4 separate regions of the Homo sapiens genome follow, and all the other regions are linked to region 4. Evidence: chromatin loops called from intact Hi-C (ENCODE). Cell type or tissue: endothelial cell of umbilical vein. All regions are shown on one strand. Each heading gives the region's core, and the rest is flanking DNA. Links, peaks and the distances in the headings are about the cores only. Region 1 overlaps RUNX1 (RUNX family transcription factor 1). Region 2 overlaps LOC100506403 (a long non-coding RNA gene). Region 3 has its middle 160 kb from the start of RUNX1. Region 4 has its middle 210 kb from the start of RUNX1.

Region 1 (8,193 bases), core at 1,334-6,333, 450 kb before region 4:
AATGGTGATTTTGACAGATTGCTAGAGGCTCAGTACAGACTAGTGTGCGAATAAGACACTCCTAGGGGCTACAGTTTCAGGAGGAAGTGCACTGTTGTGGGTTTTTCATTCAGGAACTCCACCAGATTCTCACAGGATCCAATATATTATTATAACAGTGGGTTATGGCTGAAAGAGCTTCAACATACTGACTAAGGAGGAGTTCATAGAGAAGCTCACAGATGACATGGGAGACAAAAACAAGGACGCTAGAGGAATTTGAAGTCTCTGGTACCTTCTGAAAACATTAAATACAGCCCAACTCTTGGGTACATGAGAATAATAACTCACGCTAAAGGCCTACTAAGTTCCTATTGCCTGATAAATCATGTTAAACTTTCAATAAAAAATTACAAGAAAGGCAAGAAAAAAACACAGTCTGAAGAGATAAAGCAAGCATCAGAACCAGACCCAGATGTGACACAGATTTTGGAATTACAAGACAGGGAATTTAACAATGATTAACATGTTAATGGCTCTAGTGGAAAAAGAAGACAAGGTGCAAGAAGAGATGGATGATGTAGGCAGGGAGATGGAAACTTTTTTTTTTTTTTTTTTGAGACAGTGTCTCGCTCTGTCGCCCACACTGGAGTGCAGTGGCGCAATCTTGGCTTACTGCAACCTCCGCCTCCTGGGTTCAAGTGATTCTCCTCCTCAGCCTCCCGAGTAGCTGGGATTACAGGCACCTGCCACCACGCCCAGCTATTTTTTCTTTTTTTTTGTAATTTTTGGTAGAGACAGGGTTTCACCATGTTGGCTAGGTTGGTCTCGAACTCCTGACCCCAGGTGATCCACCCACTTCGGCCTTCCAAAGTGCTGGGATTACAGGCATGAGCCACCGTGCCCAGCCTGAAACTCTTAACACTCAAAAGCAAATTCTAAAAACCAAAAGCACCCTAACAGAAATGAGGAATGGCTTACTTAGTAGACAGAACATGACAAAGCAAAGAACCAATGAACTTGAAGATACAGAAACTTACCAAACAAAAAGATAAAGAGGAAAAAGAAAGAACATCCAAGAACTGTGAGAAAGTTTCAAAAGATGTAATGTGTAATTGGAATACCAGATGGAGAAGAAAAAGAAAACAGTGGAAGAAATACTTGAAGTATTAATGGCTATGAATTTTCCAAAATTAATGACAGATACCAAACCACAGATCCAGAAAGCTCAGAGAACACCAAGCATAATAAATACCAAATCTACACCCAGGCATATCATATTTAAACTGCAAAAAACCAAAGAGAAGAGAAAATCTTGAAAGAAGCTAGAGAGGGGGAAAAGCCAACACCTTATCCATAGAGGAAAAAGGATAAGAATTACATTATCTTTCTCTTCAGAAACCATGCAAACACAAAGAAAGGAGAATACATGAAGTGTTGCAACAAAAAAGCTACCAAACTATTATTCTGCATTCAGCAAAATTATCCTTCAAATTCAAAGAAATAAGGATATTTTCTGACAAACAAAACTGGAATAATTCATTGCCAGCTGACCTGCCCTATGAGAAATGTCAAAAAGAACTGCATAAAAAAGGAAGAGCATTAGAAAAGTACTATATTAAGGTAAAATTAAGTTTTATTTTTCTTAACTGATCTGAAAGATAACTGTTTACAATAATAGTAACAAAGTATTGAGTGATTATAGCATGTGGATAAATGAAATAAAAGGCAGTAATGATATAAACAGGAAGGAAGAAGTGGTAGTTATTTGATGCTAGATGTAGATTAGTTATACATGTACTTTTCAAACTTTAGGGCAGTAACTAAAAACATTTTTAAAAAGAATGATTAATATGCTAACAGAGGAGATAAAATGGAATCATATAAAATGTTCAGTTAAACCTATAAAAGGTAGAAAAAGAGGTGTGGGGGGAAGAATCAGGTGCAACAAATATAAAAGTTATAAATATGATTGATACTACTGCAGTTATATTAATACTTAGGTTAAATATGAATACTCTAAATGCACCAATTTAAAGACAGAGATTGGCAGTGTGGATTAAAGACAAGACCCAACTACATATTGTCTACAAGGGACCTATTTTAAATAAAAATATTTATACAGATTACAAGTAAAGGGATGGAAAAAGGTACACCATGCTAACACTGATTGAAAGAAAGCCAGAGCAGCGATGTTAATTTTATACAAAGCTGACTTCAGAGGAAGGACAATTTTCAGGGATAAAGAAGGGAATTACATGATGATAATGTGGGTGAATTCTCTAAGAAGACAGCATCTTTAATATATGTCCACCTAAAAACTGAGTGTCAAAAAACATGAGGCAAAAACTGATAGAACTACACGGAGAAATAGGTAAATACGCTATTACAATTGGAGACTTCAACAACCCTCTTTCAGTAATTGATACATCAAGCAGGCAGAAAATTAAGACACAGTTGACCTAAACGGCACTACCAGTCAACTTGATCTAATTAACATTTATGGAATACTCTAACAACAGCAGAATACACATTCTTCAGCTCACATGGAAGATTCACCAAGATAAGCCATATTCTGGGCCACAAAACACACTTTAAGATCCTTAAAAGTATAGAAAGCATACAAAGTATTTTCTCAGACCACATGGATTTAAATTAAAAAGCCAATAATAGATAACTGGAAAATCTCCAAATATTTGGAGATTAAACAACATACTTCTACATTAGACATGAGTCAAATAAAAAGTCTCAAGAGAAATTAAAAAATGTTTTGAACTAAATGAAAATACAACTTATTACAATTTTTGGATGCAGATAGAACAGTACTTAGAGGGAAATTTATAGCATTGAATACATATATTAGAAAAGAAAGATCCAGAATCAGTCACTGAAGCTTCCACCTCAGGAGACTGGAGAAAATAGCAATACAGACCTCAAGCAAGCAGAAGAGAAGAAATAATAAAAATTAGACTAGGAACCAGTGAAATTAAGTACAGGAAAATAATAGACAAAATCAATAGAACAAAATATCTTGTTCTTTGAAAAGTTCAAAACATCCCTCTTTGTCCTCGTGCTCCCCACAGGCGCTGGGAGAAGATGGATAGAGACCCCTCCCGGCCCTCCTCTGACTGTCCACTCTAGGGTCTTTTAAACACCCACCCTCAGAAGCTGGGTTTCCAACAGCACCCCTTGAGCGGTGGCACCCTTCATCCTGGGCTTGGAGAAGGTTATAGTTAGAAAGCCCCTTCCTTGATTGTGTGGCTGACATCTTTAAAACGCCAGGTCTTTCAGTCATCTCTCAGAGCTATTTAAAAATAAAAGTCACATAGACCACAGGGTTCTACCATCTATTTTTGAAAAAGGCAAATCAGCTTGGTGAACATATAAACCCTAGGGGCAGCCCTGGTTATTTCCCTGGAGGAATTTTTTCCCTCCTTCATCCTGGAGGAAGGTAGGGACGTTCCCAGGGTTCCCTCCAGATTCACCTCAGTCATGGGGAGCTGGTGTAATGCCCTCTTGGAGACCTCAGAACACACAACAGGATGTGACTCAGGACTCAGAGATGTGAGTCAGTTTCCAGGGTGATGTGTTAGGGCGAGCCCCAGTGGTGGTTTGCATCTCACTGTCTGGGACCCCTGGGAAGAAAGGCCTAGGCTCCCCTTGCAGACAAAGGGGGTGACCCCAGATGCTTCCCAGCATCACATCTGTCAGAGGTGTGTGATGTCAGGGGCCTTTCAGAGTCCCTGGGGGTGGGTGACTCTGCTCTGAAAGGGACATTTCCCTGAAAGTTCCACTGTCTTTGAGAAGCAGTGTTTCCTCTGGCCTCTGCAGCAGGGAGCAAAGCTCCGGCACAGCACAAGTAAGAAGAGCAGTCACCTATTCCTACTACAGGTACCCCCAGGTAGCAGACACCGGCTCAGCACACTGTTGCTATATCATTGAAATCCCATGATAACATGAGTCAGTCAGCACCAGCTCTGGATCCTGGAAAAAAGGGAGGTTGTGAAACAGCTCCAGGATTTGCCAACCGTTCGTCTCTGGCCGGCTGCAGACATCTTGGTTAGTCATGTGTAGCTCAGATGCATTCGTTGTTCCAGCAATTACTTTGAAGAGAAGCAGACAGACCAAGCCGGGGCAGAACCCTGCCTGGGTATGCTGTTTTAAAGGCCTCAGGTTTTGAGGGATCCCATCCTCACTGCCGACCTGCCAGCCTGGGAGGTGGCAGGCTGCCTGCGGGAAGGAAGAAGGGAGCCCTGTGTCCGCCTCTCCACCACTCCCTGCTTCCGGGACCCGTATTCATCACCTCGCCGGGGAAGCTTTGTGGCTTTGTGGTCAGGGCCCTGTGAATCAAGAATGCTGGTTCCTCACATCAGGCCGCCCCCAACCCTGCTGGTTCACCCTGGAGTCCTTTTCTTTTCAAACCTCTGTTTCCTCACCTCTAAAAATGGGGGTAACCAGGCTCACTTGCCTCACAGGTGTGAGAGTTAATTAATGTTTGTGGGGCAGCTTTGAGATCCACAGATGAAAGGTGCTCTATAAACGCAAAATGCAATTCCTCATTAGCACTGTCAGACGGTTCCCAGGGGAAACAGTTCACCCTGCACCACGAGGCTGCTACCCTCAGCCAGATGAGTCTGAGACACGTCTGGGAAAGGGCTACGTATTTAGGCAGAGTGCTTTTGGAGGGAGGGTTCAAGGATAGGTCACTAGCTTCCAGAAAAGATGGGTGTTTTTAGAACATGTCTCATTCTCAGTTGGCATCGTGTCCCTGAGGCAGAGGGAGAGTGGCCTTCAGTGCACACAGCTGGAGGGACCATAGTTCAGAGGGAACAGAAGGCACCTTCTGGTTTCTGCTGCCTCCTCCCTTGCAGACAGATTCTTTCTCTGTACTTTGTTAAATAAACATTTGTTGCAGACATCTTTTCCATAAGGATCTTCTGCACTGTGCACTTTCTGCACCTCTGCCCCCCGTATACAACTTTCCAGGCCTGAAGGAGCTCTACAGACAGGTTGGGTACATTCCTGCAACACCAGCACATCATGGATGTTTAGATTCTTCTATGGCCACCCTATTTATTTCCTTCCACTCCTCCATGTCCTTCTTCTCCAGGAGGGTAAAGACAACTTTCTGCTCCCTTCTACTCCTCTGGCACCTTTGCCCCGCTTAGTTCCTTGAAAAACATGAGCCAGAAATATTGTGTTGAGGGCTGGGATATCTCAAGCAGCCTCCATCCTGAGACTGGACCCTTGGTGGAGAATGAGGATACTCACTCCAGTAAAACAAATCACTGACACCTCAAGTGGGAGCTGGGAAGCTTCAAGCAGAAGAGGCACAGCATCTCCCAGGACTGCACACAGCTAAAGAAACAGAATTTTCTGAAGAACACTCCATTGAGGTGGCACCTGATATCAAGAGGATTGTGCACGCTTGATAGTCTATGCTTGGAAGGCCTGGGTTGGGAGACTGTCATCTCCAACCTGCAGTCCAGGCTGGGCATGGAAGGCCGTGCTTTACAGCCAATCTCCACTGTGCTGATGAGGGGCCGGTGGGATTTCCTAGAGAGGCACCTGTGATATCTCTGGCTAAACAGATACAGTTAAGAGCTGTCGCTGGGGCAGATCATGTTAAGTAACATGGCTGAGATTTGCCAGGGTCCATGTAATGCCTTAGGGTGTCAGCACGCAAGAAAAAAAAAGAAGTGACTTTACGTCTGGGACTGCAGAGGCTACAAAATGATGAACCCCCTAACCTATGAGTTGTCGATATTGGAGAATACGATGCTTTTGAGCCCAGCTCAGATGGAGATCTGTTCCACACAGGTGTGTGTCATGCCAGTTTGCAGCCTGGGCTTCCTCTGGTGACTACCCCATCCATCTCTGCCACTGCCCCAGCTCTCTGTGCCCAAGTGCTGTCCCTGAGCCAGACCTCTGGTGGGAGAGGCCGAGGGGGCATGGAGCAGTGATCTCAAAAGCCTTCCTCTCTACACAAACCCAACCACGGGTTTCTCAGTGGGCATTCTCCTAGCTGCAGCCTTAGTTTTTACTTTGGCACTTTTTTGATGTTGTAAAATGTTAGAACTGTTTGAAAAATTCTAGAGTGGCTTGAAGCCCAGCAAGCAGTCTCTGTTGTCTTCTGCTTCCATATGACATGGGCCCTAAGGCAGGCTTATTGGATTTTATGCCAGGGATTCTGGTTTTAAGCAGCAAACTCTGAGGCATGGCATTCTAATAAAATCAGAAGAAAAACTCATATGAATGGGGGAAAAGGAGAATTCAAAACAATAAACATGAAATATGGCTTAACATAAAGATGCTTTTGTTTGTTCTGGCCCCAAACATTTTCAGGATTTGGGAACCTCATCCCAGAGCTGTCTCTCTAAAAGCCAAAAGGGCTTCAGTAAGGATACAATAAGGGCATAGTTCTGCAGTCTGAGAGGTAAGGACAGAGACCCTAGCTTGGCCCCTCACTCACAGTGTGCTGAAGCAAGTAACTTAATGCCTTGGAGACTCAGTTTCCCCCCATAAGGAGATGTTATTGCATCTGTCCCTTAGATTCCTGGGAGGGTGAAATGTGCCCCTCTGCCCGATATTGTCAATGCAGTAGCTGGCACCTTGAAGGCAGGAAACAGTCTTCTCTCCCCTGCCCTTCCAGGAAAGGATAACAGTGTCTGGAGAGTACTGTTGGCTTAGCTGGTTGTTGCTCCAGGTAACAGAAGAGGGAGAGGCTTGGTCTCACAAAGCCACCAGAAATGAGACCTTCCTTAGGCAGCCAGAGTTCCAAGGTGCACTATTCCAGCGGGGTAGCATGCACCGCTAGGATGCAACATAAGCCCTTCCTCCTGCAGAGCAGCAGCCTCCTCCTTCACAAGGAGCACCATAGCCACCCTGCAGAACACAGCTGCGTCAGGGCCTCACAGCAGTGTTGCACCGTGCCAGCCACAACACAGATTCTGAAAGCTGCATTTTACAAATCGAGGATTCACTGCTCTTTGTCTTGTGAAGTGTGACCCACAATGAATGGCAACCGTTCTTTCTTTAAGAGCTTCCATTCCATGCTCCCAATTTGAAGGATATCCTGACAAAGGGAAGTAGAATTCCCCAAGTGGAAGTGCCTCGTCCCCTTCAATAAACGCGAGTGAAATCAAAGGGCTGCTTCTGTGCTCTCTTCCTCTGTTTTTCTCATGCAGTCCTCCCATCTGACTACCTTGTCACAGCTCTTCTTTTCCTACCTGCATCCTCTTCACCTTGTTTTCCTTTCCCACACATCAGGCCAAGGCTTCTAGAATTCCTTGCAGCAAGAGCTGGAGGACAGAACCTCAGGGAACTGCCCTGTGGGAATGCTTCATGTCGTCTTCTACACGCCCTCTGACCTGGCCGCTGCACACAGGTCTTTCACTCTATGTGATTCCCTGGCTGCCCCTTCACCTCCAAGAGCTCTGAACGGCTTTACAACTAGGAAGTCTCTGAATGTGCAGAACAATGAGTTTCTCTTTCAGCAGGGCCTTGCCACCCCAGTTGTTTTTATTCCCCCCTCTGATATGCTAGAGATAATGATAGATCCAGGAAGTATATTTTCTTCACACTAGGAGGGGCCTTGCCCCACAACTGGAGACATGCCATTCCTGTCTTTACTGTCTGTTCTGATGGGAGCTCCTGAGAGATGGCAGGACAGGCAGCCTTCATTCCTAAACACAGTGTCCTGCAGACCCACCCGCTCCAGCTTATTTTTCACAGACATATTTCTGGAGGAGTAGTGTTTATTATACCTCTGAAACTCAAGGCTTCTCCATGCACAGAAATAGCCTCCAAGAAACAGCCCTCTATACCCCCGAGAAATGCCCCCAAGAAACCTCCATGCCCCTGAGAAATAGCTCTCTTGCACCTCTCTATTTTTTGAAATTTCTTAAATATTTGCCACCAAGCAACAGAGTGAATAAGAGGCTAAAATGTTCCCTCATTTGGTGACAAGTTCCTATGCAAGTTTTGAATTATTTGGAATAATTGGATTTCTTTGGCTTGTGAGCCAAGGGGAATCACTATCACTTTCTTCTATGGTATCAGAAAACTCCCTCTTTCTTCTAAGTTCCCCTGCTGCAGTCTTCTCCCCCACCTTCATGTGAGAGCTACACAAGGGGAATTTGTTCACTTAAGTTTGCAGCCATTTTGCACACCCCAAAGAGTTGACCTTGATGTGAACTAATTGGGATTGCAGTG
Region 2 (8,193 bases), core at 1,318-6,317, 120 kb after region 4:
TCATTTAATAAACCCCATAGTAAGGAAACAATATGCGTAGCACTTCTACAAAAGTCTTAGACACACACGCACACCTTCATGTTAAGGTGAAAAATGTACAAGCATATGAAATTAAGAAAAAATTGCCTCATATGGATGGGAGTGAAGATTCATTCCAAATTTTGCCTTGAGTAGATTTGCAAGTTGTCATTACAGTGCCTTCTCTTATTTATCAGTCTGAGCACAATGGCAGAACTCGGTCATCTAAATTATCCATTTACCTTGTATATGGAATTAAGAGCTCTGTGTTAGGGAGCTCCAAATGTCAAGAGGCAGAGTCATGCCGGGGATTGATTCTGTAGATTAGAACATCTCCACCAAGGCATTTGGCCTGTGAGATGTCTAAGTAGATTAATTGAAGTAGAAATGCATTATTTATTATTTAACACTTAGTGAAAGCAGTCAGCAAGCTAGGTTTAATAATGATTTCTTTTAGACACTCACCGATGCATAAGAATTAGGTAAACATGACCCAATCATTACTTGAGAGGTTTATCAGGTTTCAAATCAGAACTTCTTTTTTTTTAAAGAGGCAATTAGCATTGTGATATTCCTCTTGCCTATTAGAAAAGATAAGTTTTATGATATCTATGGGATCTCTAAGAATTAGGCCTATTTAGACAAGGAATGAGAGAGGACTTTTACACTGTTGACAGAGGTCCATTCAGTCAGGGCTATGTTTCTGATCCCTGTAGATAAGTCTAGAAGACAGGAACACACTAACTGGCCTCAACATTCCTAATGGTGACTACTAATTATTTCAGAATTGGAGGAAGACTTGCCTTCCTGTTACAGCTGCCTGGATTGCTGGAGTCTGATTCATACCTAGCCATGTAAGGGAAAGCTCATCTTCTGCCTGGACAGTGTCTTGGCACTCCTGGATGCCTGGCCCCTTGGTGTGTGCTCCCCATAATGCATAAGTTGCGTCATATTTCTGGAGTCACTTCACCCAGCACAGACTGATCTGAATCTTCTTCTTTTTCAGTGAAGTCAGCCTTTGACCAGAGAATCCCTAAGCCATGGATTCTTTCTGGCTTTGGAAGATGGGACAGAAGATGTAGATGGTTAACCATCCCCCAAGGATGGAGGATCTCACTACCCTTCACACCCAGGGATGACCTCATCATTAGCTCTAATATGAAGTCTAATGCTTCCAGTTGCATAAGTTGGGGCAAAGTACTTACTCTCTCTAGGGTTCACATTTTTCATGGTAAATGATGTCTATGATAGAGGGGTTACTGCTGGGACTAAAGACAGAAAACAGGCCAACGGCATTCTCCAGTGGCTTACAGACAAGCAGTGCCTGATGTATTTTGGGTCCTCCATATCACTTTTTAAAAAAATTATGGTAAGAACACTTAACATGAGATCTGCCCACTTAAGAAATGTCTAAGTGTACAACACAGTATTGTTATCTATAGGTACAACGTTGTACCGCAGATCTATAGAACTTGCTCGTCTTGCCTAACTGCAACTTTATGCCCTTTGAATAGCAACACATCAATTTCCTCCCACTCTCAACCCCCGGCAACCACCTTTCTACTCTCGCTCCTGTGAGTTTGACTATTTTAGATGCCTCATGCTACATTTGTCTTTCTGTAACTGGCTTATTTCACTAAACACAGTGTCATCCAGGTTCATCCATTCTGCTGCATATTTCATGGTTTCCTTTTTTGTTCAGGCTGAATAATATTCTATTGTATGAATATACCATATTTTCTTTATCCATTTTTTTTTTTTTTTTTGTGAGATAGAGCCTCACTCTGTCAACCCAGGCTGGAGAGTAGTGGTATGATCTCGGCTCACTGAAACCTCTGCCTACTGGGTTCAAGCAATTCTCCTGCCTCAGCCTCCTAAGTAGCTGAAACTACAAGTGCACACCACCACATCCAGCTAATCTTTGTATTTTTAGTAGAGATGAGGTTTCACCATGTTGGCCAGGCTAGTCTCAAACTCCTGACCTCAGGTGATCCACCCATCTCGACCTCCCAAAGTTCTGGAATTACAGGCATGAGCCACCACGCCCGGCTTCCTTCCACTCTTTCAGCAATGGACATTTAGGTTATCTCTATACCTTGGCTATTGTGAGTAGTGATGCAATGAACACGGGAGAGCAAATATCTCTCTGAGGTCTTGATTTTGATGATTTTGGATAAATACCCAGAAGTGGGATTGCTTCCACTGGTAGTTCTATTTTTAATTTTTTTCGTTGTCCTCCACAGATTTCTCTAACACATGCTTCTAACTTCAAATTTCTTTACTCATAGCACGGATTCCAGTACCGATCCACTCTCAATGCTGCCCATTTCTGTATTTTTCTGACAATTTCCAAGTATTTTATGAATAAGTATCTCTTTTCTTGGCTAATGGATAGAACTGAAATTGCTTTATAACTACCAGTGGTGACTGTGATGGGAAGGATGACAGCTGATGCTAAAAAATTAACACTGAACTTCAGAGTGGTAGCAAAAAAATGAGGGTTATTTCAGAAACCACAATTTATAAACAACAGACTTCCTAACAGGCTAGAACAATAAGAAAGTAAAATTGTGGATCCCCATCCTTTCAGTGTTGGTTTGTTTTTGTTTTATTATAATTATATAATAAATATTACACTTTCATTTTATATACAGAAATGTGAATATTTAAATTTTATTATAATAGAATCTTTAATAAAATCAACAAATATAGTACACTGGAACAAATACACCTATCTCAGAAAACACATTGAGGGCAGAAAGAATATTCACTTATAAGTGCAATCAGTGCCTTCAATTATAGTTGAGTTCCAAAGATATAAAATGTAAAATGTAACTATATCATATATGATGGTTTGCTTCCTGTGAAATCCACTCATTAATACCTTAAAGGCCTTCCCGTGATCCTGTTTAATAATATATTCTTAAAAGGGTGTTATTCTCTGCAACACACATTTTTAATTCTGGATATTTAAAAAAACAAACTCAACATTTTTCTTGGCATTTTTTGCAAATGAATTGGAGTTCATTCAGACATTCAATTCAGTAAAAACAAAAAACACATACATTTCTGCAGAGCCACAGTTGAAGAGCATGGGCTTAGGAGAGCAGACCCCCGGGTCTGGTCCCAGTTCTCCTGCCCCTCCCCAGCTTACTGTGTCACCTTGGCTGTCCCAAGATGTGAGTTCCTCCTTGGAGATGCAGTTCACAGCCAGAGTGATCGCTAAGCTTCCTCCCTGCATTAAAATTCTATTATTCTAAGTCTTTCTCACTTCTCTGGAATTTCCTGTGATATGGATGCTTGCAATTATTACACCTCTGACAATTGATGCCAATAAAAAAGCATCTACAACATCGGACAATGAATTTCTTATGTTTTTATTCCATACAAAATCATGTAGTTAGGTTCAGAAATAAAATATTCATCACACATTTTGTGGTAGGCTGGTCTTGCTCCACGGGATGAAAACATATGTCGCAAGAGGGAACAGGTTTGCCTAAGGACCCATATGAACGAATTCAAAAAGAACCTAAACTCCCAACCATGCCTATCTCTCATACATGAGCTTTCTCTCATTACCAACCAACGTAAATATCAAAAGTTGATCAATGTAGAAGACTTTTATTACACATTGTTCCCACAAACTACTGTGACCCACATGCTTAGGACCCCAAAAGCGGTGTTCTCACTTGCATCCACTGGGTACACACTGGGGAAGTCTCTGGGACCAGGTGGCAAATAAGACTTTTGGAAGTCTTTTCCCTGCAAGAAAGTGATGGCAGGATAGTGCAATGACTGGAGGCAGACAAAACAACCACAAAAGGCCAGAGAGGACTTGTAGCTTTACAGGCTGATCATTTTTATTATGTGTTATTATATTTAAGAAAGCTCTAAATATTTTTCCAAAAGACTGAATGTGCTTAAAAGGAGATACTTTTGTTATCCAATTGCTGGTTCTCTGCTCAAAGGACAAACAAATGAAAACATCAGAAATTCTCCAGTAGTGAGAAACAATGCATAAGCAGTCAAACCTCCAGGAAAACTTCTGAAAGCTGAAGTAGGTGTATGAAAAATCAGCTTCATTAAAGCAATCTATGAGAGCTGCTTGTCTAGTAATAGCTACTGTATTTTGTGGCACGGACTTGATTCTTAGGGACTCCTGGAAGTTACACTCAAAGGTGCATTTCATACCAGTCACTCCTCCATATCCAATATCTTGTTTTACAGTTTTACAGTCTTGCGGCCGGGTGGCGGCAGGGGACAAATGAGAAGGAGAGCAAGAGGGAGCACATCAATGAGAAACAATGATGATGAGATAATTAGAGTGAGCAATAAAGAATTCATCACAGGGACAGAGGACCAGACCAATGATCAGCAGCCGTATCTATTGCCTTGTCCTTGTTGTTCTCTTTTAGTAAGACCTGAGCATAGAATAGAGTGATGCAGTAGACCAGGATCTTACATGTCCATTCCTCTTCCTTAGGAGAGTCCTCAGATGATCCTCACACAGTGTGACTTATCCTTCAGGACAAGGTTAGCTGTTTGGCTGGGGCTTCAGTCCCTGGTCATTTGTCATGAGATTCCGGGTCTTCACAAAGAGGCATAGAGAACCTGCTGAGTGTTTTCCCTTAGGCCTCAGTCTACAGATGAAAGGCTTCCTCAATTAAAAGCCAATTCTTCACCATTTGGGCACCCAAAGTAGACCTAAGCTATGCCTAACTCCACCCATTCACTGTGTGATTCCATTCCTGGATACAAAGTACCTGGTATCAGGATCAGTTCTTACAGTGGGCCTGATGGTATGAAAGGCTGGATTATGTCATTGTAGAAGGAATTGAGAGGGTAGAAGTTACTGATTGGGAAAGAGAGAGTCTTCAAAACTTAATAAGCCATGTTTTCAGTAACAAAAAGAGGAAAAAGGATTGGGCTGGATGTTTGTTTTTTCAAAGCTTAACACAGACTATTTTTTAAACATTTACTAAGCATCTACAATATAATGTGGAAATGGAGATAACGAAATTATAAGTATTCTTTTTTAAAAATATATTTTTTATTTTATTTAAATATTTTTAAAGACAGGATCTCGCTTTGTCACCCAGGCTGGAGTGCAGTGGTATAATCATAGCTCACTATAACCTCAAACTTCTGGGCTCAAGAGATCCTCCTGCCTTGGCCTCCCAAGTAGCTGGGACTGCAGTGCTCACTACCATGCCCTGTTAATTTTTTTTTATTTTTTGTAGAAATAAGATCTCACTATGTTTCCCAGGCTGGTATTGAACTCCTGGCCTCAAGCTCTCCTCCCAGCGCAGTCTCCCAAAGCACTGGAATACAGGTGTAAACCACCACACCTAGCCTATAAGCATTCTTAAATAACTTGAAAGACAGGAGCTAACTAAAAAGCAGACAGAAACGGGGAAATATTCAGCTGAATGCTGGATTATTTTGAATATGCAAAATTTAGCATGGTCTAGCATGGTCAACTCCCAGCAATCATTACGGAACCGGGAAATTGTTTTCCATTTACTTAAGAGATACCTCCATTGATTAAACACATATTACATGTGAAGACTCTTCTGGGCATGCTACTTGTATAACTTTATTTAATCACCAAATCCTCTGAGGTAAATCCTATTATCAAAGGTTGCCAGTTTTAGCAAATAAAAATACAAAATTCCCAGTTAAATTCGAATTTCAGATGAACAGTAAATATTTGTAATATAACTAGGTCCCATGAAATGTTTGAGACACCGCTATGCAAAACATTATTTGCCATTTATCTGAAATACACATTTAACTGGGCATCCTATGTTTTACCTGGCAAAAATATTATTATTATTCCAGTTAAATGATACTTCATCTTCAGGCTACCATGCTGGTCAAACTCTTGTCAGGCATTACTTGGTGTTAGACAAAGGGTACGATAACTGGATGAAGCCAAGTTTCACAGAATCTTCAAGACATTTTTAAGGTGGCTTGCGGGCTTAAAAAATGTGGCACCTATACACCATGGAATACTATGCAGCCATAGAAAAGGATGAGTTCATGTCCTTTGCAGGATATGGATAAAGCTGGAAACCATCATCTTCAGTAAACTAACATAGGAAAACCAAATACCACATATTCTCACTCATAAGTGGGAGTTGAACAATGAAAACACATGGACACAGGGAGGGGAACATCACACACCGGGACCTGTTGCTGGATGAGGGGCTAGGGGAGGGATAACATTAGGAGAAATACCTAATGTAGATGATGGGTTGATGAGTGCAGCAAACCACCATGGCATGTGTATACCTATGTAATAAACCTGCACATTCTGCACATGTATCCCAGAACTTAAAGTATTAAATATATATTAATTATATATATAAATTATATATGTATAATATATATATTATATTTATATATTATATAATATATATATATTTATATCTCTATAAATATATAGAGATATATATATCTCTATATTAATATATATTATATATTATATAATATATAAAAATATATATTTATATATATTAATTTTTATATATATATATATATAAAATCCTTTCCATTGTCTGTCTTCCCAACTCCCAAAGGTAGGCCGAACTGGGGGCTTGGAGAGAGCTTATATCACTTGCCCAAGACCTGTGCTAAGCTGCCTCATGTACCCTTAAAATGAAATATGACATATTATTCTGAGTTTAATACATCTAAAGTCAGGCTACCCTAGCAAAACTTCTTGCTTAAAAATTAACCTGTGAGCACAAAAACATGGCAGAGCTGCGACCTGGTTTAAAAGAGTGATGCCTGAGGAAAGCTAGCAGCAGCTAACATTAAACCCAAGGCCCCCAGCCCAACTCTCTCAGGCCTCTCAAGAAAGATAATTTTTATTTAACTGATATTTGTATTGCATTTATTGTGCTGGGTGTGGCTCTGTATCTTTTATTCTTCTGATCTTCATAAAACCCTACGACGTAGATCCTATTATTATTCCAATGCTACAGAGGAGGAAACTGAGGAATAGAGGGGTTACATAATGTCCCAAGGTCACATAGCTAGTAAATGACAAAGCCAGGATTCAAACCTGGGCAGGCGGGCTCCAGAATTCATGCTCTGAACCACTAAGCAATGTCAACTTGAATTCCATATATTATAAAATTTTGGAAACAGATCAAGAATTCTCTGCATGTATGAAAAAGCACATGATCTATTCATCATTTCCAAAACTATTTTACGAACATCATCTCCTTTGGATCTTAGAGCAACTGGATAAAGGACAGGTAATATAGGTATCATTATTGCTATTTTGCAGACCAGATTAAGAGAGATAAGATTGTGAGCAGTGATGCATGACAAGTTCAACATTAGTAAATTAGTAAACACAGAGTCTTATCTAAACCAGATTCTCTATCCACTTTACCTAGGCTCAATACGGTAAGCAAAAATGGAACTCAGAAAATGCTAAGAATGATTGTCTTGCTCTGATTTAAAAATCTGGATTTTGCAATGCAGGAATATCTTTAAGTTTGGGATTACAAGAAATGTGAGGCAGGGCTGGGCTTGCTGAAGCAGGATACAAGGAAATGAAAACCATCACTCTGAATTGTTTGCTCAGTTGTCTTGGGGTAGCTTGGTAACTATACCAGAATGGGAGGCTTAGGTGTCATTATAAAGGAAATCCCTACTTTGGAAAGTGACACCAAGTGCGGTCATCAACAGAGAGCTAACAGCTTTTTTCTGCCAACTGGAGGACGTCTACTACCAAAACTCTGATCCATGCTTAAAGTGCTTATCAGTGTGCCCGGCGCAGTGGCTCACACCTGTAATCCCAGCACTTTGGGAGACTGAGGCGGGCGGATCACTTGAGGTCAGTGGTTCAAGACCAGCCCGGCCAACATGGAGAAACCCCGTCTCTACTAAAAATACAAACAAATTAGCCAGGCGTGGTGGCAGGTGGCTGTAATCCCAGCTACTCAGAGGCTGAGGCAGGAGAATCGCTGGAACCCGGGAGGCGGAGGTTGCAGTGAGCCAAGATCATGCCAGTGTACTCCAGCCTGGGTGATGAGAGCAAAACTCTGCCTTAAAAAAAAAAAAAAAGTGCTTATCAGTGAAAAAGGTGATTATAGTTGAATGAACACAAAAGTTGAAATCTGGGTACCTCACTTCCCAAAAGTCAGTTTCCTAGGTACA
Region 3 (8,193 bases), core at 1,314-6,313, 52 kb before region 4:
CTCTCTGCCTTGCATATTCTGTTTCACAATATTGAACTCTTAGCTGTCTCAAACCTACCAGTCCTTCAGCCTCCAGGCCTCTGCACGCATGGTTGATTGGCCCCAGGTTGCCTGTTCTCTGCAAAGGTGGACTCTTAGTTGTCTTTTTTGTCTCTGCCCCTCTTCTCTTCCTGGGATTCTCTAGGCAGGCTCAAGACCCTCCCTCTGGGCTTTGACTTTGCCTGGAACAAACCTGCTAGAGTGACTATCAACTCATATCATAGTTCTTCTCTTTCCCTCTCTAAATACCTATATGCAGACATAGACATGTCCATATGTAACATATAACACATGTTATTCACTGAGTTTTTACTGGGGTAAGTATATTTTTAAAATACATGTGTATATGTTCTGTATTCTCCATTACTTTTTGAAACAACCTAATAAGGTAGAATTATCCCCATTTCACAAGTGAGAAAATTCACTTACCCAATCCCTTTCCACTAATGGGGCTGGGCTTGAGCTGAAAGTTATCTGACACCACAGCCTTGGTCTGCCCACAATGCCCATAGCTTTCTCCCCAGAGCCTAAGCTCCCTTAGAGTACATTCTATAGCTTTGAGTTTTTGTGTCTTGCACCTAGCACAGTGTTCAGTACAGAGTAATTGCTCCCTAAATATTTATTGAACAAATACATTTTAATACTATTCATTCATTCATTATTAATGATGTGCAAAATTTCTATGTCTAGCTTCCTAAGTGTGTCTCCATAGGCCCAATCTTTCAATAGCAATAATAGCAATATTTTCATAGCACTTACCATGTACCAGGTACTGTTATAAGTACAAATATCAACTTTTTTGATCCTCACAACCCAATGAGGTAGGTACCACTTTTTTCTCCATTTTACAGAGGGAAAAACCAAGGCTTCAAGTAGTTAGTTCAATTTTTGAAGCTCACACAGCTAGCAAGTGACAGAACTGGGGTTTGAACTCAGGTGTCTTGGCTCCAGAGAGCCTCTGTTCCCCAAGACTGCATGACACTGCCTTCCTCAACCCTTCAGACTCAGGTTCCAGGCCCAGTGAATGATGTTCAGTGATGACTATGAACTGTTTTCTACCACTAAAAAGAGACATAATCAAGAACATCTACTTTGTATTGCTTAGTAGAGAAAAGCAACCTCTTAAATCCAGTACTCTTAGTGACTAAGCTAATATTCAGAGGAAATTTGGCAACCTCCTTCTAACATACTGAAGGCAAAGGGTAATAAAAACATAAAAGGAAAAGTATCCAAAAAGAAAGTAGATAACTAGGTGTTTGAGAAAAACAAAAATAAAGAAGTTTTTGTTGTTGTTGTTTGTTTTTTTTAGATCAAGAAAATATTGGGAAACTGCTACTGAAAGAGGATTGATGTTGGCATAAAGGGAGAGATCTTCTGTATCTCAAAGGAAATTTGCCTTTTAATCCAAAGTCAAGAAAGCCCATAAACTTACCCTAGAATCAAGAAGGAATCAACTAAATTATATCAGAATTCTTAGATCCGAAGAAGGTCATTTTCAGTAAGTGGATACTTGCAGGCTTAAATGAAATGTGAAAAATTTTGAAGGAAAATGTGATCAGGAAGTCAAAGTAAGCTTTTGACACTGCCTGCCACTCCCCACTCCCCACAGACACCCTCCCCTCGAAAAGAAAAGGAATAATTTTTTCCACTGCTTCATGAAGGGGACAAAGTCCTTTGCGACTTCTTTGCCTTAGAATACTATTAATCTTTTGTTGTTGTGTTCCTTTAGAATACTATTAATCTTATAAAACTGTGCCTCTGACCACAGGGTGGATTCCAGCATTAAACTACCAATGCTTTACAGAGAATCGTGAGAAACACTCAGGGAAGAGGTAATTCTACTCAAGGGTCATCCTTTTTCCTTGCCAATTTTTTTTTTCTTTATCAGCATTTGAAAGAAAACCAGATATTTTCTTTCCTGAAAGTTGATGACTTCAGGTGGGGAACAAGCATCTGTGGCAGATGGACTCTTGAAACGCAGTGAAATATCCTGTCTTCCTATAAATGTTTATGGGAGCAGGAGAACTGAAGAAGAAAAACACAGCAAAATGTTGCATGACTCACAGTCCGAACTGCTTCTAAATAAAGCATTTCTCAGAGTTTCCCATGAGGTGATTTGAGTGATCAGGCAGCAGGGTCCCTGTGAGTGGAGCAAGCACATTTTTAAAATACAAAAAGGTATATCCAACAGTCACTCAGGAGAATCGTTCTGTTGTTTTCGATGTTTAAGAAAATGTATGTCTAAGATGAGAGTATCAGATCATGTATATCATGTCCTGTTCCATATGTGGCCAGAGCGTCCCAGCAGTTCTTGGCTCGGCCACTTTGCAGATGATGATCAGCAGGACGTTTCATATTGACTCACAGACTTTCCTCTAATAGAGCATCTCCAAGTGATGATAATTAAGTTTAATTTTAGATCGTGTGTGCTGGACCTGGGAATGTTTTTAAAGTGGTAGCAAGCTCCATTGACTTTGGCAGTTGAGTTTTGAAAGGAAGGTCTTATGTCTTAGACTACCTCCATACTGTTCAGTCCCTTTATACTCCAGAAAATTATGAATTTGGAATCAACTGGGGAGAAATCCTTCGTCAGACTACTGTGCAAACGGTAGACACTCCTGCCCTTGACTGTCAGCCTCGCAGATGGAAACGTGGCCACCCTTCTTCATATTCAAGGCTCTCTGACTAGAAAGTCAGAAAGTGGCTACAGCCCTTCCAGCCAAGCTAGAGGAGTGGAAAAGTAAAGTCTAGAGGGCTTGAGCTTGTCAGGAACCACGGTTAGAACAATTCCTAGATTCTCTATGCAGCTTACCAGTGACGGTCTTCTATGACCTCATAACAGATTGGCAAAATTACATTAGGTGACTCAACCATTTCTGGGTACTGGTATTGAGTAGCGGTATAAAGACGAAATGATTGTATCAGGGAATAATTACTACCTAGAACGTGTTCAACTCTCTATATGTGCAGCAGACATGTGGTCAAATGAGCTGACTTGTTCTGGGTCATCAGATTTAAAAACTACAGGATACCCACTTAAATATAAATTTTAGATAAACATGAATACATTTTTAGCATACATGTACTCCATGTAATATTTTATCATTCATTGTTTACCTGAACATTAAACAAAATTAGTTGCTTCTCCGAAATTTCAATTTAACTGGACATCTGTATTTTAAATGGCAAGCTTCTAAGATGCACGAGCTTTTCTGAGCTACTATTTTATCAAAACACATTCTGAATGTTTTCCTGCAAGAACTGGGGAATCTAGAGAAAATGCATCAAAAATAATTTAACATTAGCAAGAAAACGGCCACTTTGGAAGGGCTTGTCTCAGTCACTGACACATACTGTAAACCTGTACCCCCGGAAAACCAGCAGGAGAGAAAAGTAAAAGCAACATGATGGTTGAGTGGATCCTATTGTGACCTAACACTTCCACCCAGACAGAATCCGAGTTCCCTGCCCGTAATTTTGAGCTTCAGGTTCCAGTTTCCTCTTTTTCTTTACTAGGTTTCGCTGCCTCCTGTAGGGGGAAATAAGGGAAAAGAGATAACGAAAGAAAGAAAGAAAAAAAAAAGGGCCGGCAATTTCATGTACATTTGTTTTGGCATTCGCTGAATTCTAGAGATGAAAACAATCTCCTGCTTTTAATTCAGTCCACGTGCAACAAAGTTGTACGTTGGGAGATCTGGCTTTTAATAAGAACGATTAACAAGCGTTTTTGATCACAGGAAGTTGAGAAGAGTCGCTGCTTCTAAGAATACAATAAACATTGACTAGCAGTTAGACGGTCCATCTTTCTCTATCAGCCGTTTAGCAGCCTCTACTTTGATTTGGGGCAAATGCGAGATGGGACCAGGAGAGAGCTCCCCACACCCCCACCACCACGTGGGCAGTGGTTCTGTTCCAGAGCGCCTTCCTTCCTGTCCAGGGAGGCAGGCTGCTGAGGCCGTTTCTGGGCAAGAGGCCATTGTCGGGATATTTGCTTTAGATAGCTTGCAGCTGGGCTGAGTGGGTGTTTCATTCAGACTCAACACAGGCAGCTCCCACCGTCTCTACTGTTTCAGGCTAGTGGAAGCTAGGGGCCTTTTGATTTATAAAGAGCTCTCTGTGCCTCCAGTTACATTTTAGGAAGCAAAGCCGTGATAAATGAAGCTCTGGCTGCTGATCTCCTGGATACACACACACACACACACACACACACACACACACACACACACACACGGCCTACACACCTTTTCCCCTGTAGCACAGAGGCTTTCACCACCAGGAGATTTAACCCTGGCCTAGGGTAGCCACGTGGGCATCCGTGTTCATCCGACATCCTCTTACATCAGAGCTTGCCCTGAATAGGGCAAAATCAAAGTGTGGAGCTTGTTGGTTTTTTATGTGGTATAGATATTCTTATATTTATCACATTTCCAATTTGAGGTCATCGACCACCATGGAAGGAACTGTGCTGGCATTTCTGGGCAAAGCCTAAAGTTGATTCTTCTTTTCCTACAGACAATTGTTTTCATGTGTGCTGGGAATGAATGCATTCTGAGGATGAGGGGTGGGGAATTCTACACGCAGGGAACTCAGGAGTCTTATTTTCTTTATTTTCTTATCCTGAGCTACAAATGACTGCTTAATTGGGAGAGACTACAATTACAAGAGTTCACTGAGGGAAGCATGAAAACAAAGTGAACCAGAAAAATAGAAACCCAGACTTCTCAGTTCCTGTTTATCCTATTTTTAATCTCCACATCTCAGTTGCTCTCTTTCTTGCTTCTTTTGCCTTGCTGGAATTCATACACACACCTGGCTTTCCATTTGCCTTGGGGACAGTGAGGAGGTGGAGCCCAAGAGTGGGAGGGCCCTGCTGCCTGCCGGTGGGGAGAGCTGGTGTCCGCTGGAAGAGGCAGACCTACAGAAAGCTCGGCCGTGTCTAACTCAAAGGTGTTGGCAGCACATGAATGATGACTTCTCCTCTCTTAACTGCCTGGGCTAGGAGACTTTCGCATGTCCGGACAAGTGGGAAGAAGGAAGGTCGGGGTGGAGGTGACCATGAGATTGTGGACGAATGTTCAGACTGACCAAGGCCTGAAGAGGTCTGAACGCCTGTGTTCTTCAGCCCTCCTCCCCCTCCTCTCTCTGTGTCTCTGACTCTCTTCTCTCCCCTCCCCTCCCTCTGTCTCCTTCCTTCCTTCCTTTCTTTCCTTCCTTCCTCCCTCCTCCTCCTTCCTTCCTTCCCTCTTTCCCTTTCTCCCTCCCTCCTTCCTTCCTTCCTTCCCCTCCCTTCCTCCTTCCCTCCCTTCCTTCCTTCTGTCCTTCTTTCCTTCCTTCCTTCCACACATGTTTAGGAAATGCCTGCCACCAGCAGTCTCCACATTAGGTTCCAACTATACCAAAGGAATCTGTGCCTTCCAAAACCTTCCCAGGGACAGAAACCACTCACAAGGGATGCCTCTGCCATTTCACCATGCGGGTGCCCACACCACCACAACACACTTCAATTTGTGAAAACACTTTTTCTTCCCTATCAGAGTGAAATAGTGCATACCCTTGTGTGGCTCTGCAACTGAAAGAGACAAAAGGGAATCACACCGGGAAAATCACACATTCTGGAATAAAGAGGGAAATGTAGAAACTGGGATCTTAAAGCCTCGGGGGAGAGGACCCTGGGGCCCGGGCTCTCTGGGCAGCACCCAGGCCTGGGGAGGAGCTGTTTCCAGTCGGTCTCCCTGCAGACCCTGAGTGCTGAGGGGAGGGTTGGCCTGTCTCCTTGGCCCCTGTGTGCCCAGCACCAGCATTTGTGCTGGGAACCTCCCAGGCACCACTCTGTGTTAAGGACGTGCCAGGAGAGACCTGGGAGGAGACGACCCCGGGGCTGGGTAGGTGTCCAGCTCCTTCCTGGTTATCTTCCACCCAGCACAGAGGACATCCTGTAACTCAGTTGCTCCTCACAGGGTCACATTTAGCCTCCCACGGGCTCTGCCACTCACAGTGCTCCTGTCAGGAAGCGGGGTTTGTTCCCTGAGATCGCCAGTCCGGGAGTCTCTCCAGGACCCCTGCGGGTGTCCGGGTGTGGCTTTGGCTGCCCTGTTCCCTGAGCCTGGTGTATCATCATGTGAGAACTGTTACTAGTTTCCATCTCAGGGAAAGGATAACCATGCCCCTAACACCCTGGCAGGACCAGATCTACCTTTCTGTCTAATATGACCCCTTCATCTGAGAGCTGGAACTTTCTGGAACCTTCTAGAGCCTTGTACAGGCTCTGGAGCCTACTGCGGACGCAGAACTAGTAATAGATTTGCTCAGTTCCTGCAGCTTTAGCTGTGGGGCACTCAGAAATTGCTGTGCTATGTGGGCTTAAATAATTTGAATAGACATGAATATATTTAATAAAAACAATCTGCTTTATCGAATTATTTCCATTTTTGTTCTCATTTATTTCCTTTAGCCCCAGATAATGTTAAAATAAACTACTGATGTATAATTAACTTTAGATGTTATAGTATCTTGAGCCAAGCTGATTTCGACGACAGTGAAGAACATTTTGAAGTAGTTTTATGATTTTTCACAGCACAACAGATTTTTATAAGAAGAAAAAAAAGCTTTAAAAATGCTGGCAGTGTTGTTTAGCTCCTCCAACACAAGCACCCACCACAGTAAAGCCCACAAATTCACAGTGGGCTGAAAAGTGGTTTCTGGAACTCTTTTAAACCTTGGCTAACTTTCGGGGGCTCCCAAAGGACAAGATTACTTCATGTCAAAGCAAAAATTCTCCTGACTCTGTAAACAGCCCACGGTTCTGGGAAATATGAAAAACGTAGATCAAAAATGAAGTTGTGTTGTGTTTGGAGAGGCTTTCCGTGATCACGAACCCTCCGTCCCGTGGGATCCACACTACTCCCGGGTTTTTGAGGTCCTCCTCGTCCTCGGGGTCACTGTATCCCTCTTTACCTTCTTCCTCAGAACACCCATTGCCAAATAGAAAACACCAATGATGATACTACTACCAGCCCAGAAGGCTGATTAAATCTGCATACCCTTCTTTGGAGCTTAAACCGTGCTGTGCATTTTCACGGTAAATAGTTTTGTGTTTTGTGGCATATATACAAACTTGGCAAGTAAAGACAAAAGTCACCAAAGACCTCATTTCCCACTAGTTTTGTAACAAAAAGCCAAATTGATATTCTCTTTTCTCCTTCCTACCGCACAAACGATACTCCCTTCATCTTATAGCATAGGTAAGTGTCAACACCCCTCTCACCAAGAATATTTTGTGGCTCAGCAAAAATCAAGTGAACTTAAAATATATTCTGATCCCACCAGGTAAGAAGAAAATGTTTAACATAACACAGTATTCCACCAGAATAAGCTGAGCTGGGGTTTTTTTCCCCGTCGTAGAATTCATGTTGGGAAGGTGGGTGTGAGTGATGATTCACTCACAAAGTGAGGCATGTGATAAAGAAAAGATTGTATCCTAGAATTTTAAACCTTATCTAATAAATTATCCAGACAAAGGGGCTCAGGGCTTTTTGGCAGGATCCTGTACTTCCATTAGAAGCCCAAAAAGCTCAAAGAAAAGAAACTACAGTGTATTCCATTCGTTCCTTTGGCAACTCGGATCTTCCCTTGTTTTAAACCAAACAAACATTCGCAAGGAAAACCAGCTGCTTTTACAATGAATAAACCCATTACCTCAACTCCTTTACTCAATACCATTACAGAGGTATTTTTACTTGTCAGATTTTCTGTTTCAGAGAAGCTTGGATATTTTCAGTATGCTGTCAATACAGACAAAACAGAGCTGGTTTTAGCAACAGCACCAGATGTGTCTGAGGACATGGGCCTTCCTGGACCTCCAATTCCAAGGTTGGGTGGTAAGTTACAGCTGCTGTCAAAAATAGTAACAACAGGATTTGGCATCTTGACACAATGCTGCCTGGTAATGGCTAAGCTCACGGCACAGTAGCCAGTGGAGAGGAGGCTGCATGCACATGGAAGGGAGAATTAGGAGACCCTGGAGCGTAGACTCAACCTGTGCGTCCAGAGCCAGCCCTGTTGTAATCTCCACCACAGCAAAGAAAACCAGTGCATGTTGCTTCAAGTACCCACTCATGTTTGACCCATAGCAGTCGGTAACATTAATTGTGCTGA
Region 4 (8,193 bases), core at 1,174-6,173:
CCAAACCCTGGTGAGCTCCATATCTGAGCTGTATGACCTTAGGTAATTTTTACTAGCTTTAAGGAAAGCCATTTAGCAGATTTTAATTCCAAATCCACCTGGTAAAAAAAAAATAATCAATAGGTCAGATAATCTTCATAAAAAAATTGACTCTTTCTTATAAGACAAACCTGTAGGAGCATTTCACAATGGCAGCCAGAACCTCATTTTAAATGCTGCCATGGTACAATGGCACGATGTTGAAAGATGAAGCTTGTATTTGGTGTGAGTGAGGACTCTAGATTCTGAAGCTAACCACATTAGCTGGAAAGACTTCGTGCATACCAGAAATGTAGAAAATACTGCATCCACTCACAAACAACACCCTATGTCACCTTAAGCCGTGGCTTAATCTCTTTGATTTGACTTTTTCCCTCCAAACTCATTTTAAGGTCTTGAAAATACACAATGCAGCTGCAAAGCTACACTTTGGGACTAAGAACAAGTTTGGGAATAACGACTTGAAATTGGATTCGATGATCTCTTTTCATTTTATAAGTGTTATGAATCCACTGGCTTCTTGCATGAGAAAGGAGAACACTTTCAGCAAATTTCAACCATCTCACAAATCACTTCATCACAATAGCTTAATATTCCGATTGTGGACTTTACACAAGATGTGACATCAAACGCAGGACAATCTTGAAATGGCAAATGCCTGGAGGGAGCTGCCGGCCACGGAGTCTGAATTACCTCATACCTTGAAATTAGCAGGGCCTCCTGATCAGGGAGTGGGAGCAAAACATTTTTTTTCTTTTATTAGTAAGTCCCATTAACTCTGGTTCTAGCTTTCGGTACTCCCTGCCTTTCGTAAGGAGTGTCACCCTCACAATGACACAATGTTCTGCCTGTTTGCATTACTAAACACAGGAGGTGCAATGGGGAAGCAGGCTGCTCATAAAAATGAGTTCAGACGCTTGCTACAGACGTGACAAATACCAAGCTGATTTTTATGCAGGGAATCCTGTCTCATTTTATGTGAAAATAAGGTAATAAGACAAAAGGAGCTATAGGACTCCAATTTTAGCTTTTTTAAAAAAAACAACATAGCCATACTGATATCCTATGAATCACTACCCCTGCAGTGGAGTCATTTTTTACGGGGTGTGTGTGTGTGTGTGCGTGTGTGTGCTTGTGTGTGTGTAGGGAGAGAGAGATCCCTCTCTACCCATTAGTATAAAAGTTGGATTTCTCAACAGCTTGACAATACTGGAAACGTCTCGTCAGTGGTTACTCCATCATGATAAGTATTATTGTGTGATATTTTTTTTCTTAACAGAATGAAAACAGATGTCATTTGATATTAATGCCTAACCCCAAGTCAATGGTAACAATTTAAGAAGATACTTGAAGAAAAGAAATGAAACTGTAAATAGAATTGTTATAAAGTAAAAACTTCAGGAGTTTATTTCATCTTTTAAGAAAAATCAGTTCCATTTCTTTCTCTCTCTAGAGAGGTAGACAAACACACACAGAAATTCTTTCTCACTTGGAAAGGGTAGCGCCATTTAACTACTGTAGTCATGAGATGGTGAGGGTGGTAGCCAGGAATGGCCCTAAGTGATCAGCAGGATCAGGGAGAGAAAAAAAGCACCCTGTGAGAATGCTGAAGGGTTTGGGAAGTGTTTCTAACATTTCACCAGTCGTTTTTACTTAGCAGCTTTAGATTTTAGATTAAAACAGAGGAGAGATGAGGAAGGCAGACACCAAGATGGGGAATAACAGGGCAGGAGCAACAGAAACAAACAGACACATTCTCAAAACCCATTTGTTTCTGTTACTGGGGCTATTCTCATTCCTTTCTCTTTATACCCCATTGATACCCCGATGTCCTCTTCATTTTCCCCAGTTGTAGAATTTCAGTTGGCCTCTGACGCCATGAGAAGAAACGAACTCAGTCCAGGCCAATGCAAACGTTTTCCTACAACTCTCTCCCACTTTCCCAAACCCTCCTCCCCCAGCAGTGTCTTCTAATGGCTTCTGTACTCTTGATTTAAATCGCCCTAAATCCCATCCTCTCTTCTACTTGATCCTAATGACTAATCTGTTCTGCCAAGAAGAGATGACACTTCTTGTCAGCCCTTGCCTTCCTGTGGTCAAAATTAATTCGTTCACCCAACATTCATTAAGCACCTACCATGAGGTAGACAGTGGCAGGCAACGCCATCACAATCTCTGCCCTTGAGAAACCGCCACAACTACAGTGCTCTATCATTCTATACGAATGCAGACGGCACAATCATTCTCTTTTGAACCTAGAATATATATTTTCAAAGGTTCAGATCTAAAAAATTGTTTAATGAATTAAAGTACCTAGCAAACTCTCCTGGTCAAAAATAGCCATTTAATTTACCAAACTCTATTTAATGCAAGGATTTTATTCTTGGGAAAGGAAACTAATTCCTTTTCTATTGTGGCTTTCAGCCTGGTCTGACTATCAGAATTAGGTTTTGGATCTAATCACAAAATTAACTTGATGATAGCAAACACAAATCGTCAAATCAGATTTTTCTACCAAATAAATGCAATGGAAACAAGATCTCTCCTATCTACGGAAACCATGATCTCATGCTAGAATTTTAGGGAAATAAAGCTTGAACCCTAATGACTATTCATATCAGGAAATATTATTTCTTGTTTGTTGAAATGTCTACCTGTAAGGAACAAATCTAAGATACTTGCCTTTAAAAAGTTTAAAAAATAATTTGAAGAAAAAAAAAGGAAAATAGGTCTTGTGTCAGTGTTGAGTTAGTTCAGGTAATTATGTTTCTTTCTCCTAAAATAATCATATTTTGTAATTAAAAAACTCACAACAGCCTTTCATCGTATTTTTATACATTCCCTTCTGTGTTATTGAGAAACTTGTATAAGCTCACAAAATATAAGTATGCTCTGCTTCTCATGTATTTTTTCCTTTGGATGGTTTTGATTTGTTTTTATTGTTGCTCCATTGAGTAACTTTATAACACCATAACATTTTGTAGAAAAGGATTCCTAGATGAATGAAACCTTTCTGAAATCCTAAAAATCTTACCTTTGCCAAGCTAGCCTTACTGGCATGAAGCCTGCTCCACTTCCTGGTTCTGACCAATAATTTTCTATGCGAACGTCATCATCAAAGCTTGCAGGACAACTTGTGTGGAGCATTTCCAGATACCCGTCCTCCCCTCTGTTATTTCAGTCAACAGCTGCTCAGCCTGTTCTTCCCATCACCGTTCATGATTGCGTTAGACAAAAATCCACCTTTAAATAAACTGTGAAAACTGAGAACGGCAAAGCAACCAGTGGCAACTAAGAGGCACTCTGCTGTTATCAACCTCAGCTCACAGTCTTGGGCGCATGCCCAGCAGGACTAAATTCTCTATACAGCAAGGGAGAGTTTCAGCTGACCTGCTGTGAATGCCCCAAGTGAGTCACTGCCGTTAACTCCATCAGTGCCACTTGCTGTCTACTTGGACATTTCTGAACAGCTGCTTGGCTCTAATGTCGACCTCTAACTGGAAATATGGCCTCGTCTGACTCAGTTTCAGAAGAGAAAAAGGGGGAGGCAGAAGGGAGGAGAGAAAACACACATGCCCACTCTCAATCCAGATTGACAACTTTGTTTTTTTCTCATTGATTGTGGTAGAAATAATTGTTGATGAGGTGGAAATACTAAACCCAGTTTGTCATAGTTTCTCTATTTTGTCTCTTAATATATTCCTCATGAAGTTGGATTGGGATCTTCTACTGAAATTATACGCTGCTGTGGAAATTCACAGTCCTTAAGAGCTCACCCCATTTCCATATTTTGTTTTTAACATATCCACTGAATTTTCCAAACACAAAAGTGAATATTTCTTTTATTCTAAAAATGTTGTTCATAATATTGAGAATCCATTTAGAATCAATCAACATTTTTGGAGTACTTGTTAGAACAGACTTCTGGGGTAGACATTAAAAAGGATTCTGAGAAATATCAGACATGCTTCCTGGATTCAAGAATTTATAATAAAATGAAGAGAAAAGGCCTTGTTCAAACAGATGGCCCAGGAACAAGATGAGACAGTGTGCACAGAAGTGTCACATGCCTGCTACAGCTACTAGAATCTGTGAGAGCTCAGAGAAAGGCTCTGGGCTGGTGGCTTTAAATCCAGAATGATGGTAACTGATACTAACAACTGAAGTGAAATTGACTTCATAAACATGGACGATGTGTCATAGCTGGGCATGCAGCCCAAGTGTCTAAGTTGAAGACTGAAAAATGCTCACATGGCCTCAGTATTTCATTTCAGCAAAAATCCGTGATTTATATGTGTATTGTTGTATGCACAGGCACATGTACACATGTTTTTAAACTCTTATATTGCCAGAGACACTGAGGAATTGATCATGTACTTATTCTCCTGGGATCATTTACTATTGTGTGGACAGTGAACAAGCACCAAGCCGGGTTTCTGGAGTTTAACCCAAAGAAAGACAAATAGATGAAATAGCATAAGGCTTCTTCCATTTTGAAGGTATCTTCTACCTGCTGTTTTTATTTCTTGAAAGGAGATTTCAGAGGAGAATAAAGATAGGTTAATTCTTAGTTTTATGATGATAATAATATAACTATAGATTTTCTAACAGCATTTCAGCATTTGTAAAGATTTTTCTTGAACAGTAAACAGAGGAATGTTATTCCATGATCATTGGTGCTTTGAGTTAATTTAGCTCTCTGCATTATTTACTCCACTTGACTGCAGTTTGAAGTTGAAGAGAGCATGGTCTCCGGTGCTTGGATAATGCTTCCTATGGAATATGTGAGTAGACTTAGTTACTCTTAAAGTCATCAAATGAGATTGGACCACAAATATAATACAAAAAATAATCTCAAGGTTTTAATCCTGAAAAGCTTGCAAATATTAGAAAACAATGGATCCAAAGGAAATGCCTTGATTTGGGGCCCTAAAACCAACTAGTAGTTTTCAGCATAATTTTCCAATTCATATCTAAGGCTGCTTGAATAATTAATAAACTATCATCGGTTTTCCCAAGTCACCAAAATCACACTTAGTTGTGAGTGCGATGTAACCAGATTTTGGTATAATCAAGTCTGCCTTAGACCTTATCTACAGGCTTGATGGAACAAAAGGGTTTTTCTCCAAATGGAGAGACAAGTCAGAAAGGGAATCCTCTCTGAAGGGAAGTAAGAATTGCGTGGGGAATACATACCATGGTCGAAATTACAAGTTGATTCATGAGCAGTCTTGCTTTAATACCATGGTGCGGTGATGAACGCAGAAACAGGCAGTGAAACAAAAATGATAAATAAGGTAAACAGATTCTATGGGAAAATGAATGACGACGATAATTCATTCTATGGAGGTGAGAGGATGCTGAGAGGAATTCCCAAAGAAAACAGTTGAGCTGGTTCTGAGTATGCCTTTAGCAGGCTGCCTTGGGCAAAAAGTGAGAGGGAATTTCAACCAGTAAGTGCAATATTTATTCAAGAAGTATTTATTGAAATGTCTATTATGTGCCAGGTAGTATTCTGAATAATGGGGATATCATTTTGAATACTCGGGATATCATTTTGAAAAAAACCAAGTTCCTAATTCATGATGCCTATATCCCCACAGGGAAGGCACAGAGTAAAATCAAATTAATGAATGAAAAAGTAAGTAAATAGATAAATGAAAAATAAATGAAATATACTTCTGTATTATGATGTCAAATAGAGACAAGAGCTAAAAAGAAAAATAATGTAAGGCAAGATGAGTTTATTTCCAATTATGTGGAAGTGTAAAAATGCAGGTGACTTTCATGAATCAGCAAGATCTGATTGTCCTTACAGCACAATATGCTTACTGGGAGTGAGGGTGAGAAAGGGGTGAGAAAAATGACAAAAAAGGAGGCAGAATATTTGGGTTTCAAGTCCCATATGATCTTTTAAGCCCTGTTAAGAAGTTTGGGTTTTCTTCTGAAGATAAGTCAGGAGCCATGGAAAGATTCTTAGGTAGGGGATATGGTATGGTCTGTTTTTATGTAGATCACTTCCATGGCAGTAGAGAGAACAAATTTTGGGTGATCAACTTGGGAGGTAGGGGCCTCAGTTAGGAAGCTGGTTGCTTGTGGCCTATCAGTTGAGTTGAAAGGATTATTACACACAGGCTGGCCTGTATCTGGTAATCTGAGCTTTAACTAGGAGGAATCCTAGCCCAGGTGGGTCGCTGTAAATGGTTAACCCAGTTGTAATTGATGTGCCTACTGGCCCTGAATTGAGGGGTTGCTCCTATCTCCCCACCCGACTTGCCTGGAATTTCTGCTTCTGATAATACCAGAATAGCTCCTGTCAGACAAACTGTATCACAGGTAACAACTGTGAACTCTGTACAAATTATTCAAAACCAATGACTGAATACTCTGGAGAGAGACCAAAGGCAGGCAAAGACAGAGAGGCAATCAATGCTCAGGAGAAGAACATAACAATGATAAGTTTTCTGCTTTTTACAGGCTTTAGCCAGAGAGCAGGTCCAAGTTAGGGCTACACTAGGAAATGAAAACTTGGATCACAAGCAACAGTCTTACAAGCTTGAAGAACCAGAAAAACAATTTCAGGAGACCAAACCAGACAGAAGATAGCCAGAGAATGATATCCAAAATTTCATGTATAAATTCTGCCCAAATCTCTGATGTACCTTGAACTGTGCATGCACAGGGTAGACTCTAAGCAGTGATGCCTAGGCTAAAAGAACAGAACGCAGATTTCAGCTGCTGCCCACCACAAGAATGAAAAATTTTGGATTTCAGTTCTAATCAAGTTAACTGTCTGCTTAAAACAAAATAATCAACACCCTTTGTGATTTGGTTGAATTTTCTGAATTCAGGGTCTCCAAAATGTATTACTCGCCATGTCCAGGATTACTAGATATACAAAGCAAGTTTACTAGATATACGAAGAATAAAGAAAATATAACACAAAACCAAGAGAAAAGACTTAATAAAATCCGATCCTGAAATAACCCAGATATTAGCAGACAAGGATTTTAAAGCAGATATTTTAAACATGATCTAAAATAAGAGAAATATGTATTTCATAAATAAAAATGCTAAGTCTCAGTAAAAAAATAGAAACCATAAATAATAACCAAATGAGAACCTAGAACTGAAAAATACAACGCCTGAAATAAGAAATTAACTGGATGGGCTTAATAACTAGGAGATGACACAAGAAAAAGTCAGTGAAGTAGAAAATAGATCAATACAGTCATAAAATCTTAAAAACAGAAAGAAAAAACAGATTGGCTTGTGAAAAGATTTCAAAAGGAAAACAGGGAAAATTTTTTTGAAGTAGCAATGCCTAAAATTCTCCACATTTGGTGAAAAACATAAAGGTTGGAAAATTCAATCAAAGAAAACCATACTAAGAGCCATTATGATTATTGAAAGTAAACCAGATGGCTGGGTGTGGTGGTCCACACCTGTAATCCCAGCACTGTGGAAGACTGAGGCAGGCAGATTGCTTGAGCCTAGGAGTTCAAGGCCAGCCTGGGCAACATGGCAAAGCCATGTCTCTAAAAAAATTAGCCAAGTGTGGTGGCGCATGCCTGTAGTCCCAGCTACTCAAGAGGCTGTGGCAGGAGGACCACTTGAGTCTGGGAGGTTGAGGCTGCAGTGACCATGATTGTGGTATCACATTCCAGCCTGGGTGACAGAGTGAGACCCTGTCTCAAAAAAGAAAGAAAGAAAACCAGAAAACAAAAAATTCTTAAAGCAGCCAGAAACAATGTAACACATCATATAATAGGTATAGAATAAAAACAATACAAACAATTGCTAACTTCTTATCAGTAACTATGAAAGCTAGACTACAGTGGATCAATGTCATTAATGTGATAAAAGAAAGCAAAACTTTCAAGTTATCCTTTTATATCCAGTGAAAATAACCTTCAAGAAAGATGGAAATAATCTTCAAGGTAAAATAAAGAAATTTGCAAATAAATACAAACTAAGATAATTTATTGGCAGTATGTCCACACTGCAATATACACTAAAGGAAGTTTTTCAGACTGATAGGAATTTGTACTAGATGCAAATGGAATCTTCAAAATAAATTCAACTCATTTACACCAGAAATGGTAAATATGTGGGCAAAAGACTGCTTAAATTAAAAAAAAACTTTGTATTATG

The links. Peaks named below come from ENCODE experiments on the same cell type or tissue, not always from the same donor. Only the 100,000 strongest peaks of a DNase experiment are listed, where the experiment ranks them.
Region 1: a loop joins it to region 4, with 2.2 times the contacts of the local background. A loop is called at or near these places in 2 of 110 quality-filtered maps.
Region 2: a loop joins it to region 4, with 7 times the contacts of the local background. A loop is called at or near these places in 5 of 110 quality-filtered maps.
Region 3: it touches region 4 in a loop (7-fold over the local background); 18 of 110 quality-filtered maps call a loop at or near these places.

Annotation. Positions count from the first base shown.
Region 1 is chr21:34,804,164-34,812,356 of GRCh38, forward strand. All of the region lies in intron 7 of RUNX1 (RUNX family transcription factor 1), which reads right to left. Among named protein-coding and RNA genes, the nearest start is that of RUNX1-AS1, 28 kb to the right of the region's middle. RefSeq lists enhancers at 3,107-4,306, 3,820-3,889, 4,168-4,678, 4,193-4,692, 4,506-4,574 and a cis regulatory region at 4,526. In endothelial cell of umbilical vein, for the core only: no CTCF peak of the experiment used is centred there; DNase peaks (open chromatin) are centred at 3,508 and 3,908; H3K27ac peaks cover 2,527 bases.
Region 2 is chr21:35,374,456-35,382,648 of GRCh38, forward strand. All of the region lies in intron 2 of LOC100506403 (a long non-coding RNA gene), which reads right to left. Among named protein-coding and RNA genes, the nearest start is that of RUNX1, 330 kb to the left of the region's middle. RefSeq lists a silencer at 3,076-3,370. In endothelial cell of umbilical vein, for the core only: no CTCF peak of the experiment used is centred there; a DNase peak (open chromatin) is centred at 3,256; H3K27ac peaks cover 3,096 bases.
Region 3 is chr21:35,201,451-35,209,643 of GRCh38, forward strand. No RefSeq gene overlaps it. Among named protein-coding and RNA genes, the nearest start is that of RUNX1, 160 kb to the left of the region's middle. In endothelial cell of umbilical vein, for the core only: no CTCF peak of the experiment used is centred there; DNase peaks (open chromatin) are centred at 2,061, 3,671, 4,001 and 4,801; H3K27ac peaks cover 3,305 bases.
Region 4 is chr21:35,253,392-35,261,584 of GRCh38, forward strand. No RefSeq gene overlaps it. Among named protein-coding and RNA genes, the nearest start is that of RUNX1, 210 kb to the left of the region's middle. In endothelial cell of umbilical vein, for the core only: no CTCF peak of the experiment used is centred there; DNase peaks (open chromatin) are centred at 3,410 and 4,250; H3K4me3 peaks cover 291 bases; H3K27ac peaks cover 1,810 bases.